2 separate regions of the Homo sapiens genome follow, and region 1 is linked to region 2. Evidence: chromatin loops called from intact Hi-C (ENCODE). Cell type or tissue: IMR-90. All regions are shown on one strand. Links, peaks and the distances in the headings refer to the core of each region. The heading gives the core; the rest is flanking DNA.

What was found. Hi-C counts contacts between places; a loop is a spot of excess contacts. Peaks named below come from ENCODE experiments on the same cell type or tissue, not always from the same donor. Only the 100,000 strongest peaks of a DNase experiment are listed, where the experiment ranks them.
Region 1: a loop joins it to region 2, with 2.2 times the contacts of the local background. A loop is called at or near these places in 16 of 110 quality-filtered maps.

Annotation. Positions count from the first base shown.
Region 1 is chr12:31,873,477-31,878,852 of GRCh38, forward strand. It overlaps LINC02422 (long intergenic non-protein coding RNA 2422), which reads right to left. Exons shown (of 2, transcript NR_135029.1): 2 at 3,493-4,417. Among named protein-coding and RNA genes, the nearest start is that of LINC02422, 11 kb to the right of the region's middle. RefSeq lists an enhancer at 1,939-2,233. In IMR-90, for the core only: no CTCF peak of the experiment used is centred there; a DNase peak (open chromatin) is centred at 2,075.
Region 2 is chr12:31,941,839-31,947,214 of GRCh38, forward strand. No RefSeq gene overlaps it. Among named protein-coding and RNA genes, the nearest start is that of RESF1, 15 kb to the right of the region's middle. In IMR-90, for the core only: no CTCF peak of the experiment used is centred there; no DNase peak of the experiment used is centred there.

The DNA of each region.
Region 1 (5,376 bases), core at 105-5,104, 69 kb before region 2:
CGTGGGGGCAGGATAGAGGGTGTGGAGGGACAAAAGGCAACCTCTTTGTCTTGAAAACAGGAATGCCTGTCCTCATTTAGGGCCGCAGGTCTTCAGGCTTGAAGGTGAGGTCTTTGCCAGGGATCCACCCTCTTCTAACCAGTATTTTCCCTGTCCCCTGTCCGTATCAGAAGCAGATGCAGATACAAGAAAACTTCTCTGCCTGCCCTCCATATTTGCCTAAAAGCAGGACATAATTTTTGTTTGTTTGTTTGTTTTTTGACACAGGGTCTCGCACTGTCACCAGGCTGGAGTGCAGTGGTGTAAACATGGCTCCCTGCAGCCTCAACCTCCTGAGCTCAAGCAATCCTCCCACCTCTGCCTCCCAAAGTGCTAGGATTACAGGCATGAGCCATCACGCCAGCCAGGACACAAATTTTTTTTTTTGAGACAGAGTCTCGCTCTGTCGCCCAGGCTGGAATGCAGGGGCGCAATCTCGGCTCACTGCAAGCTCCACCTCCCAGGTTCACGCCATTCTCCTGCCTCAGCCTCCCACGTAGCTGAGACTACAGGCGCCCGCCACCATGTCCAGCTAATTTTGTTTTTTGTATTTTTAGTAGAGAGGGAGTTTCACTGTGTTAACCAGGATGGTCTCGATCTCCCGACCTCGTGATCCACCCGCCTCGGCCTCCCAAAGTGCTGGGATTACAGGCGTGAGCCACCACGCCTGGTTCACCAGGACAAAAATTTTTAAAGGTGTCTGCCCTTCCCTTTCTACCAGGAAGGACCAAAGTTAATCACTGGAGACAACTGTAGATTCTTATCAGCCCAGAGATGACACCAGAGGAATCTACATTTCAAACTTCATTAACTAGCTCTTACCATCTATTAGTTCCCCCATTTAAACATATTTACTTTCCCACAATTTATCACCCTAGAAACTTAAAGTCGTTTTCCTTTGTATTATCATTTCTCTACAAATGTTCTTTCTTATGAAGCTAGAAAAAACTGAGGCATGGTTTAAACGTCAAATAATTTATCTGAGCCAAATGTGAGTGACTGCAGTCTGAAAACACTTCCAGGTTACCTTGAGAAGTGCTCCAGAAATCAAAAAAGAGACTCGGGCCTTAAAAGAAAAAAAGGATGAATCAGGAAAGGGGCGACTAGAAAAGTTGTTTTTCGCTAGGTCTGGGGCTTTGGGGAGGTGGGTTTCCCATTTGCAAAATGGAACTTTAAAAGTCCACGGCACCTAACATTTCCAAGCTCCTCTAAATCTTCCAGGAAGCACAGGAGATGCAGGGCAGATGGGAGCATTCTCATCCTGCAGATAAACAGGCCTGGGGTCAGCTGGGAGGTTGGAAAGGCAGGCACTAGAATACCAGGTACTGGGTGAGTGAAAGCACAGTGTGACCTGGCAAGGGAAGGGGAGGCGAGAGCAAAGCAGTTGCTGTCTCTCCAGTTTCTCCTTCACTAACCACCTCAGCCCAGGGCCTGGAAAGAAAAAGAACTTAAGGACTTCCACAGGCTGAGACTGGATGCTGAAGGTGGACAGTGGCTCACACACCTTCTTGAAGTCAAGTGGCTCCTCCCCTGCCCACCAGATGCCAAGAGGGTCTGTTGGACCCAGACCTGTGGTGACAGCTACAAGAGAAGGAGGAGACACCAAAGTTGAGTTTGCTTTATAAGTGACATTGCAGGCTGGGCTGCAGTGGGGGGGCAGGATGAAGATTCAGGCTGTACTTTTCAAGGGACCAAGGGCTTGGGATCCACATAGGCCTCCCACACCGTCAGATGTCAGCTCCATCAATACTGAAAGACAATAGGAGATGAGGTAGGGAGGGGGTGAGAACGTGGGGAGAGGGAAGGGAGGTGGTGGGAAAGAGAGGAAGGAAGAGGTGAGGAAAGGCAAGGAGGAAAGGGAAGGGAAAAAAAAGTTGTTTTTCAACTATTATGATCAGTGTGATCGTATCTAAAGCAGTCTTGGAGTCAGGAGACAGGCTGTAATTGTTTAAAAGGTGGCCTGTTCCTGGGGACTTCCCAGCTCAGCAGGAAGCAGTCACAGATGTTTTGGCAGTTGTTTAGCCAGGAAGTTCTCTGCTTAAGACATGCGTGGGGTGGCTGGGCGCCGTGACTCATGCCTGTAATCCTGGCACTTTGGGAGGCAGAGGTAGGGGGATTGCTTGAGCCCAGGAGTTCTAAACCAGCCTGGGCAACGTAGTAGGACCTTGTCTCTATAAATAAATAATTAATTTAATTTTTTTTTTAAAAAGACAGGCCTGAGGTCCAAACCGAAATGGCCTCCCGACTCCATTTTATGTGCTTTGACTAACCCGTCACTGTTTCCCTTCATCATTTTGTTAAGATGCTGGACAAGCCCCAGTTCTAGCCACCCTTTTTAGTTACTCATCACTGAATGCTCCCATGTGTATACAGGCAGCACATGTTAAAAAACTTTTTCGGCCAGGCGCGGTGGCTCACGCCTGTAATCCAGCACTTTGGGAGGCCAAGGCGTGCGGATCACGAGGTCAGGAGATCGAGACCATCCTGGCTAACAAGGTGAAACCCCGTCTCTACTAAAAATACGAAAAAAATTAGCTGGGCGTGGTGGCGGGCGCCTGTAGTCCCAGCTACTTGGGAGGCTGAGGCAGGAGAATGGTGTGAACCCAGAAGGCAGAGCTTGCAGTGAGCTGAGATGGGGCCACTGCACTGCACTCCAGCCTGGGTGACAGAGCAAGACTCCGTCTCAAAAATAAATAAATAAATAAATAAAAATAAACTTTTTCTTGGCCGGGCACGGTGGCTCACGCCTGTAATGCCAACACTTTGGGAGGCCGAGGCGGGCGGATCACCTGAGGTTGGGAGTTCGAGACCAGCCTGACCAACATGGAGAAACCCCATCTCTACTAAAAATACAAAATTAGCTGGTCATGGTGACGCATGCCTGTAGTCCCAGCTACTCGGGAGGCTGAGGCAGGAGAATCACTTGAACCTGAGAGGCGGAGGTTGCGGTGAGCTGAGATGGCACCATTGCACTCCAGCCTGGACAACAAGAGCGAAACTCCGTCTCAAAAAATAATAATAATACAAATAAAAAAATAAAAAATAAATAAAATAAAATAAAAACGTTTTTATCTTGTTAATCTGTCTTTTGTCAATCTAATTTACAGGGCCCAGCCTGTAAATCTAAAATGAGTAGAAGGAAAAAGAATTTTTCCCCTCCTGGGCAGAACACTCTTGGGCACGTGAGCCTTGGCTTCTTAACCACATATCTGAGCAGCCAGTGTGGCAGTGGTGAGTGGCAGTGGAGAGACTCCAGGAAGCAGCCATTTCCCTATCCTGGGTGCTTCCTGTTTCTGTCTAATGCTACACATAGTCCATGGTTTCAGTATGTTGTATGTGTTTGATTGTCAATCCCTGTAATTACATCCTACCTAAAATATGCATTTTTGTTCCCGGAACCAAGCCGGGTCCGGCTGCATTTTCTTGAGGCCCAATAACGAGAAGCAGACAGACTAGGAAAGAAGGGAATTTATTGCTGTAACCAGATACAGGCAGAAGGCTGGAGATAATTCCACCAGGCCAACTCAAAGTGTCAACAATTGTCTTAGTGTTTATATAGGTTGGGGTTATGCGCCTGTGTGCAGTGTAGCATTTGCCTAAGTCTACTGGTAACTAATTTTGTTTCAACTAGAAGGTCAGAGGCAAAAATGCTTTCTAAGTCGGATTAAGCTGTGAGCGGCCCAGTACCTACAAGGCCTGTCTACTGTGGTACCAGAGTGATTATTTCTATCTTATCTGCTTTACAGCTTGGTCTGGAGGGCTGCCTTAGACTCTCCAATGAATCTATTCGAACAGCTGCCTCTGTTACCTTGACTGTCTCAGATTTCGTTGACCCGAGACGGGTCCTGGCACTAGGAATGAAAGACTGTCTCTATTATTTTGGTTTGCTCCAGGTTAGGGAGAAGCCCACGCAAGGCTCCTACTGACCATATGTTTCATTTCTAGCTTTGCTGTCTGGGCACCAATTTCCCTAGGTTTAACTATTTGCTCAATGTTAAGGCAGCTCTGGGGAAATTCGTCTGTGTAACTGGGGTGCTATGCAGGCCTGTCTGTTTGACTGTCATGCAGGTCTGTCTGTGTGATCATCAGGGAGAATCGGCCGGCCACATTTTCAATCTTTCTCCTCTTCTGGAAAAAATAACCACTCAGTCTTTAGCGTCAGCTCACCCTTCAGGGTTTGACACCTGGAGCAGCAGTCAAAGAAGCTGAAAACACGACCTTCCTTTCTAGGTGTTAACTTTAGCCACTGTGGTAGATGGTCCAGAAAGATGACCACTGCTAATTCCTTTCCTCCCTGAATGTGCATACTGTTGCAGCCATCAGAGGCGGAGTCGGTTTCCTTCCCTTGAATTCCGTCTGGTTTTGCGACTTCCCTTGACTAATAAACAGAATGAGGTGGAAGTTAAAGGGAATCACAACCCACCCTATGGTACAATGATTCTTTTAAGACATTCAAGTTATAGATGCAGAAAGAAGCCTCTTCTGAGCTTCCCTTATCTGACTATAGGCAGGGCCTTTGGAGAATGAAGCTGCCATAAATCCCCTCTCTGGGGGAGCTTCCAGCCAGGAAGGAGCCTGACTGTTAGCACCTGGGTGAGAAATTGCATAAACAAACATTATCATAAACTGTAATACCTGCCATTGGTTTCCCTAAAAGCCCATTTGTACTTCCCACAGAAGCTCTAGCTTTCCCGCTCCTTCTGCCTATTAAATTGTTGTTGTAATATACCCTTACCCCTAGCTGTTCAGCAAGCTACTGCTTTCTAATGCTGTCACATGTATGAATATAAAGCATGTTCTTTTTCCCTCTAGTTAAACTGTCTAATGTCAGGAAATTTGCAGGCCCACTTCCTCCCCCCACCACCACTTGAACCTAATTTAGTGATGGAAAGGTTTTATTCCCAGTATAGTTGTGTTTTATGTTCCTGTTCTAGGCTTAAATTTTCAGGGGCCTGGAAGCTTCCATTTTTGTTTCAGGAAGCTAGATGCTATGCTTTGAAGAAGCTCAGCCAAGACAACTGGAAGAGAAGAGACTACATGGAGAGAGAAAGGCCACGTGGAGGACCACTGGGGCTCCACGCATTGAGTGAAGCCTTTTTGGACTTTTGAGCCAGCCAACTAATAAGAAGTAAAACCAACACTGTGGAGTGGCAAACAAAAGAAAATGCATTTTAATCTGGGTCTCAGGAATTGCAATTGGGAGACACAGATCCAGCAAATAGGAAAATCATGTTCCGTCTTGGTGAGATTAGGCAGAGGCTTAGAAGGACTACTGTGAGTTTACACATCTGGAAGGTTTTAGCATAGTTCATAATGGATGATGGCTGGTTAACAATT
Region 2 (5,376 bases), core at 285-5,284:
GTTTTGACTGGCACTTTTGTTTTAGCCTTCCCCGGTTTCCCAGTATACCATGCTAGCAGGTTAGCCTGTTTATTAATGTGGTCTGGGACATTGTATTTTTGACTATTAGCAATTTCACTGGGTGATGCTTAAATTGTAGTAGTGCCCCTATTTTAACCATAATATCTCTTCCCAACAGGAGGACTGGGCAGCTTGGTACTACTAGAAATTCCTGTTGGAAAAATTGTTTCTCAAATTGACAAATCAAAGGAGGAGTGAAGAAGCTTGTTTGTGGCCTTCCTTCCATTCCCATAACACTCATTGACTGGGAGGAAGGTTTTCCTGCACAAGCAGTAAGGACAGACTAATTTGCTCCTGTATCAAAAAGAAACTGAATTTGGGGGCCCATCACAGCCAGAGTTACCCGGGGCTCCTCATCTAATTCCTCCTTTTGTACTGCTAGAGCTTTGACTGACTGAGCCCCTCAGTGGGAACTGGGGCAGTCAATCCTCCAGTGCCAGGGGTCATAACCAGTACCCTCACGTTTTTGGCAAGGGCCTGGCATATGCTTAGTACAATTCTTTGCACAATGCCCAGCTTTCTTGCATTTGAAGCAAGAGCCCTTGCTGGCATTATCCTTATGGCTCTTCTGGTTTCCTTTGGACACTCTTTGGGCATTCACAGCATCGCCAATGATGGCTTCCATAATTTTGGCTTGCCATTTTTCTTTTCTTTTCTTTTTTTTTTTTTTTTTGAGACAGAGTTTCACTTTTCTTGCCCAGGCTGGAGTGCAATGGCACAATCTTGGCTCACCGCAACCTCCGCCTCCTGGGTTCAAGTGATTCTCCTGCCTCAGTCTCCTGAGTAGCTGAGATTACAGGCATGTGCCAGCAGGCTTAGCTAATTTTGTATTTTTAGTAGAGACGGGGTTACTCCATGTCGGTCAGGCTGGTCTTGAACTCCCAACCTCAGGTGATCCGCCTGCCTCGGCCTCCCAAAGTGCTGGAATTACGGGTGTGATCCACTGTGCCCAGCCTGCTTGCCGTTTTATTTTGCTCCCTTTTTCCTTCCACCAGGTCACGATTGTTATAAACCATAAAGGTGGTATCAAGAAGCTGATTTTGATTAGTTTGTGGCCCCATCTGTAGTTTTTGGAGCTTATGTCTAACGGCTGGGGCAGATTGGCTAATGAAATGCTGTGCCATTCCTATTTTGCCTTTGGGAGAAGAAGGGTCCAGATTAGTGTATTTGTTAAAAGCTTCCTCCAGCCTGCCATGAAACATGGCTGAATTTTCCTCCTTTCCCTGTGTAACCTCCCTTACTTTATCATAATTTACTGCTTTAGTTATTCCCTTTCTCATTCCTCCAAGGAGAGCCTAAAGAAATTTAGCCCAGTTGTTCATTCCCATGGGTGTGTTATAGTCCCAGTTAGGATCAGTAGTAGGGACTGTGTCTGGTCCTGGGTGATTGCCCTGAGGGTTTCGGGCAAATAAATTGTCTGCTTCCTGGCGGGCAGCCTCAAGGATGTGTTCCTTTTCAAAGGAGGTGTAACAGATTGCTAGAATGAATTGAGCGTCCCTCCATGAGAGATCAAAGGCTAAGGTCAAAGTCTGGAGCCCATCTATGAATTTCCTGGGATTCTCAGAACAGCTTCCTCACTTTCCCTTATGTTATTGTATATTAGTTATAGAGAAGGGGACCTGCACTAGGACTGGCCCCTTGGCTTCTGCTACTTCCTAAGGGGTAGCAGGGCTGGAGGGAGAGTTGAATGTGCTGTTCCCCTCCGAGTGTGAGGGGGACTGAGTAGGGTCCCCAGTGTTTGGGTTTTAGCCTCAGGAACACTTGGCAAGCGGCTATATGGAGGCAGTTGCTGTTCACCCTGAGAGACAGGTGGCCCTTGTAAAAGGGGGTCATCTATAATATCTAGTTCTGCCTTTGGACTTCCCTGTGGGGGAATTATTAGGTTTTGGTATAGGGCCATGAAGGCCTATACATATGGGATTTCTGACCATTTGCCCTGCCTTTTAAAAAACAGGTCTAATTGCAGGATGGTGTCATAATTAAGGCTACTATTGACCACCCATTGTTCCAGGCTGGGGAGCTTATAATGGGGACAAACAGTATTGGAGAAACAAAAATCATACGTTTTCTCTTTAGATTGTCAGGGTCAAATTGATTTCAATCCCAGAGGATGCAGCCAAGTGGGGAATCAGGTGGAATTGATGGAGAGTTGCCCATAGTGGTCTAGAAAAGAGAAGAGAACTTTGAAAAGTTGAGGGCTCATTAAGTAACCGAAATTTTAGCTGGGGTATCCCCCTGGAAAAATTCTGGCCCCTGATTGGGGTTCCCAGGGGGCATACCCTTAAGGGCCCCATCTTAGCCTGTCAGATGTCGCTAAACTCACATGGGTGCTAGCACCACTTTGGAATGGTTCCCTCCACCACTGATGGCCCACTATGAGCTTTCCCTCTTGTCCCTGGATGAAGGCCTTGACTTCTAGAATTAATTTGTAGTCAAACCTTTGGATTTTTTTTCCTATCCCACTTAAAACAATTATTTAACTCTCTACATTTAGGCAAGATTAAATTGTATATAAATTCCCTCTTATGAATCCACCCCCATGACTCACACAGACCATCTACAACATGCCCAAGCCCTCTGACTTGTCCTTAGCCAGTCGAGTAGGGAAGGAAAGAATTCAGCATAAGGAAAGAAGGTTTAAGTCACCTGAAACATGTATGAGTTAGCCCCGGGTGAGCTTCCACTGCCAATTACGTCACACATAGGGATCAGGGACTATAACCAGAAAAGATAGAAAAGAGTCCTTCCCCGTTCCAGGCAAGGCAGCCATCCCCATTCACTCCTTGGCCTTCAGGTTACACCAGAGACTGGCCCCAGCCAGTTGCCTTCAATTACCAACAGTCTACTAGAAAATGGCCGCTGAAAGACCGAAAAAGTAAAGGACTTGGTCTCAAGCCAGTTGGTGGCGGTCAGGCGCTTCCACATGGAAACCTTTCAGTTTCACTGGAGAGTGGCCCTGGCCAGAAACATGCTGTTGCCTCCATGCTTAGGCGCTGTCCACCAAGGATCCCAAATTGGAAAGGAAGAGAGAAAGAGAAAGAGGAAAAAGAGAAAAATAAATCCCAAACTTTGGGCTTACCTCCTGGCTGGCTCACCAAAATATGTTACCAGTTGAGGGTAGCTGTCCCAGTTCTTGGCATTTTAAACAAAGAATTGGACAAACACACAAAGCAAGACAGTGAAAGCAGAGATTTATTTTAAATGAAAGTACACTCCCCAGGGTTGGAGCCATCTCCAGCAAGTGGTTCACAGTATCGGTTACAGAATTTTCTGGGGTTTAAATACCCTCTAGAGGTTTCCCGTTGGTTCTATGCAAATAAAGTAGTGGCCAAGAACCAGTCTGATAGGATGCGGGAGGGGACCAATCAGAAGTACCTTCACGTTTCCTTTTTTTTTTTTTTTTTTTTTTTTGAGAGGGAGTTTTGCTCTTGTTGCCCAGGCTGGAGTGCAATGGTGACATCTTAGCTCACTGCAACATCCACCTCCCAGGTTCAAGCCATTCTCCTGCCTCAGCCTCCTGAGTAGCTGGGATTACAGGCATGCACCACCATGCCCGGCTAATTTTGCCTTTTTAGTAGAGACGGGGTTTCTCCATGTTGGTCAGGCTGGTCTCAAACTCCCAACCTCAGGTGATCCGCCAGCTTCAGCCTCCCAAAGTGTTGGGATTACAGGTGTGAGCCACCGCACCTGGCTGTACCTTCATTTTTCAACTGCCATGCAGAAAAAGGAGGGGTTGTAAAGGGAGTAGTCTCTGATATCCAGTCAGCAATCGGCCTTAGGTTCCCTGCCTCTAGACCCTATTTTCCTGCCTCAAATCTAGAGGCAGAAAAGTGGTGTTTTCATTCAAGAATGAGGGCTGAGCTGGGCACAGTGGCTTTTGCCTGTAGTCCCAGCTATGCAGGAGGCTGAGATGGAAGGTTTGCTGAGCCCAGGAGTTCAAGACCAGCCTGGGCAACATAGCAAGGCTCCATCTCTAAAAAGTAAAAGAACAATAAGGTCTGAATGGCATGACAATGAGGTTAAGTGAAGCTACTAAGATTAAGTCTTCAGTGGCTTTAGTTAACTTTGCAGCTGTAAGTACCCAAAGAGGGTAGGCAACTGCTACGGGGCCAAATGAGAAGATGTAACAAGAAACGGGTCTTTGATGTCCATCATGCTGTTAACACCTCTAAAATTTCTCCTGATTTTTTATACACAAATAGAAAGTAGAGTTTATAACAATTAGGGAATTCAAGGGTAGTGAGTTTATTTGGGACAAGAACTCAGGTGTGTCAACTAGTTTTGATTATAGAAAGGGGGAGCCAGTATAGACAAATTCAGAATCCAGTGTCTACAATATCACGAGTCCAAGAAATTCTCTAAATTATGTTCTGGTAATTGGCCAGGTAAAATCATAAAGAGCTTCCTTTCTCTGAAGGAAAAGAGATTTTCCCTTTTGCATGATGATGTCATGATCAAGATAATTCACTTTAGTCTGATAAAACTGGATTTATGGCCGGGCACAGTGGCTCACACCTGTAATCCCAGCACCTCGGGAGGTCGAGGTGGGTAGATCACGAGGTCAGGAGTTCAAGACCAGCCTGGCCAAGACGGTGAAACCCCATCTCTACTAAAAATACAAAAATTAGCCAGGCGCAGTCACAGGCGACTATAATCCCAGCTACTTGGGAGGCTGAGGCAGGAGAATCACTTGAGCCCGGGAAGCGGAGGTTGCAGTGAGCCAAGATCATGCCACTGCACTCCAGCCTGGGCGACAGAGTGAGAATCCATCTCAAAAACAAAACAAAACAAAACTGGATTTATCCTTTGAGAAGTTATGTCCCTAATTCTTCAAGATTTGGCCGGGCACCGTGGCTCACACCTGTAATCCCTGCACTTTGGGTGGCTGAGGCAGGACAGCTTGAGCCCAGGAGTTTGAGACCAGATTGGGCAACATGGTGTAATCCTGTCTCTTAAAAATATATATATAAAATAAAAATTCTTCAAGATCTTCTATCTGGAGAGCATAAGAGAAGATCCATTAATTATATAAGAGTTTCATCATCTCTGAATTCTGTAAGGAGATAAACTCATGGATAGAGATTACAGTATCCATCCTATAAATTCTTTTTTCTTTTTTTGAGATGGAGTCTTGCTCTGTCGCCCAGGCTGGAGTGCAGTGGCATGATCTTGGCTCACTGCAACCTCCGCCTCCCGGGTTCAAGCGATTCTTCTGCCTCAGCCTCCTGAGTAGCTGAGACTACAGGCATGTGCCACCACGCCCTGCTAATTTTTGTATTTTTAATAGAGATGGGGTTTCACCATATTGGCCAGGCT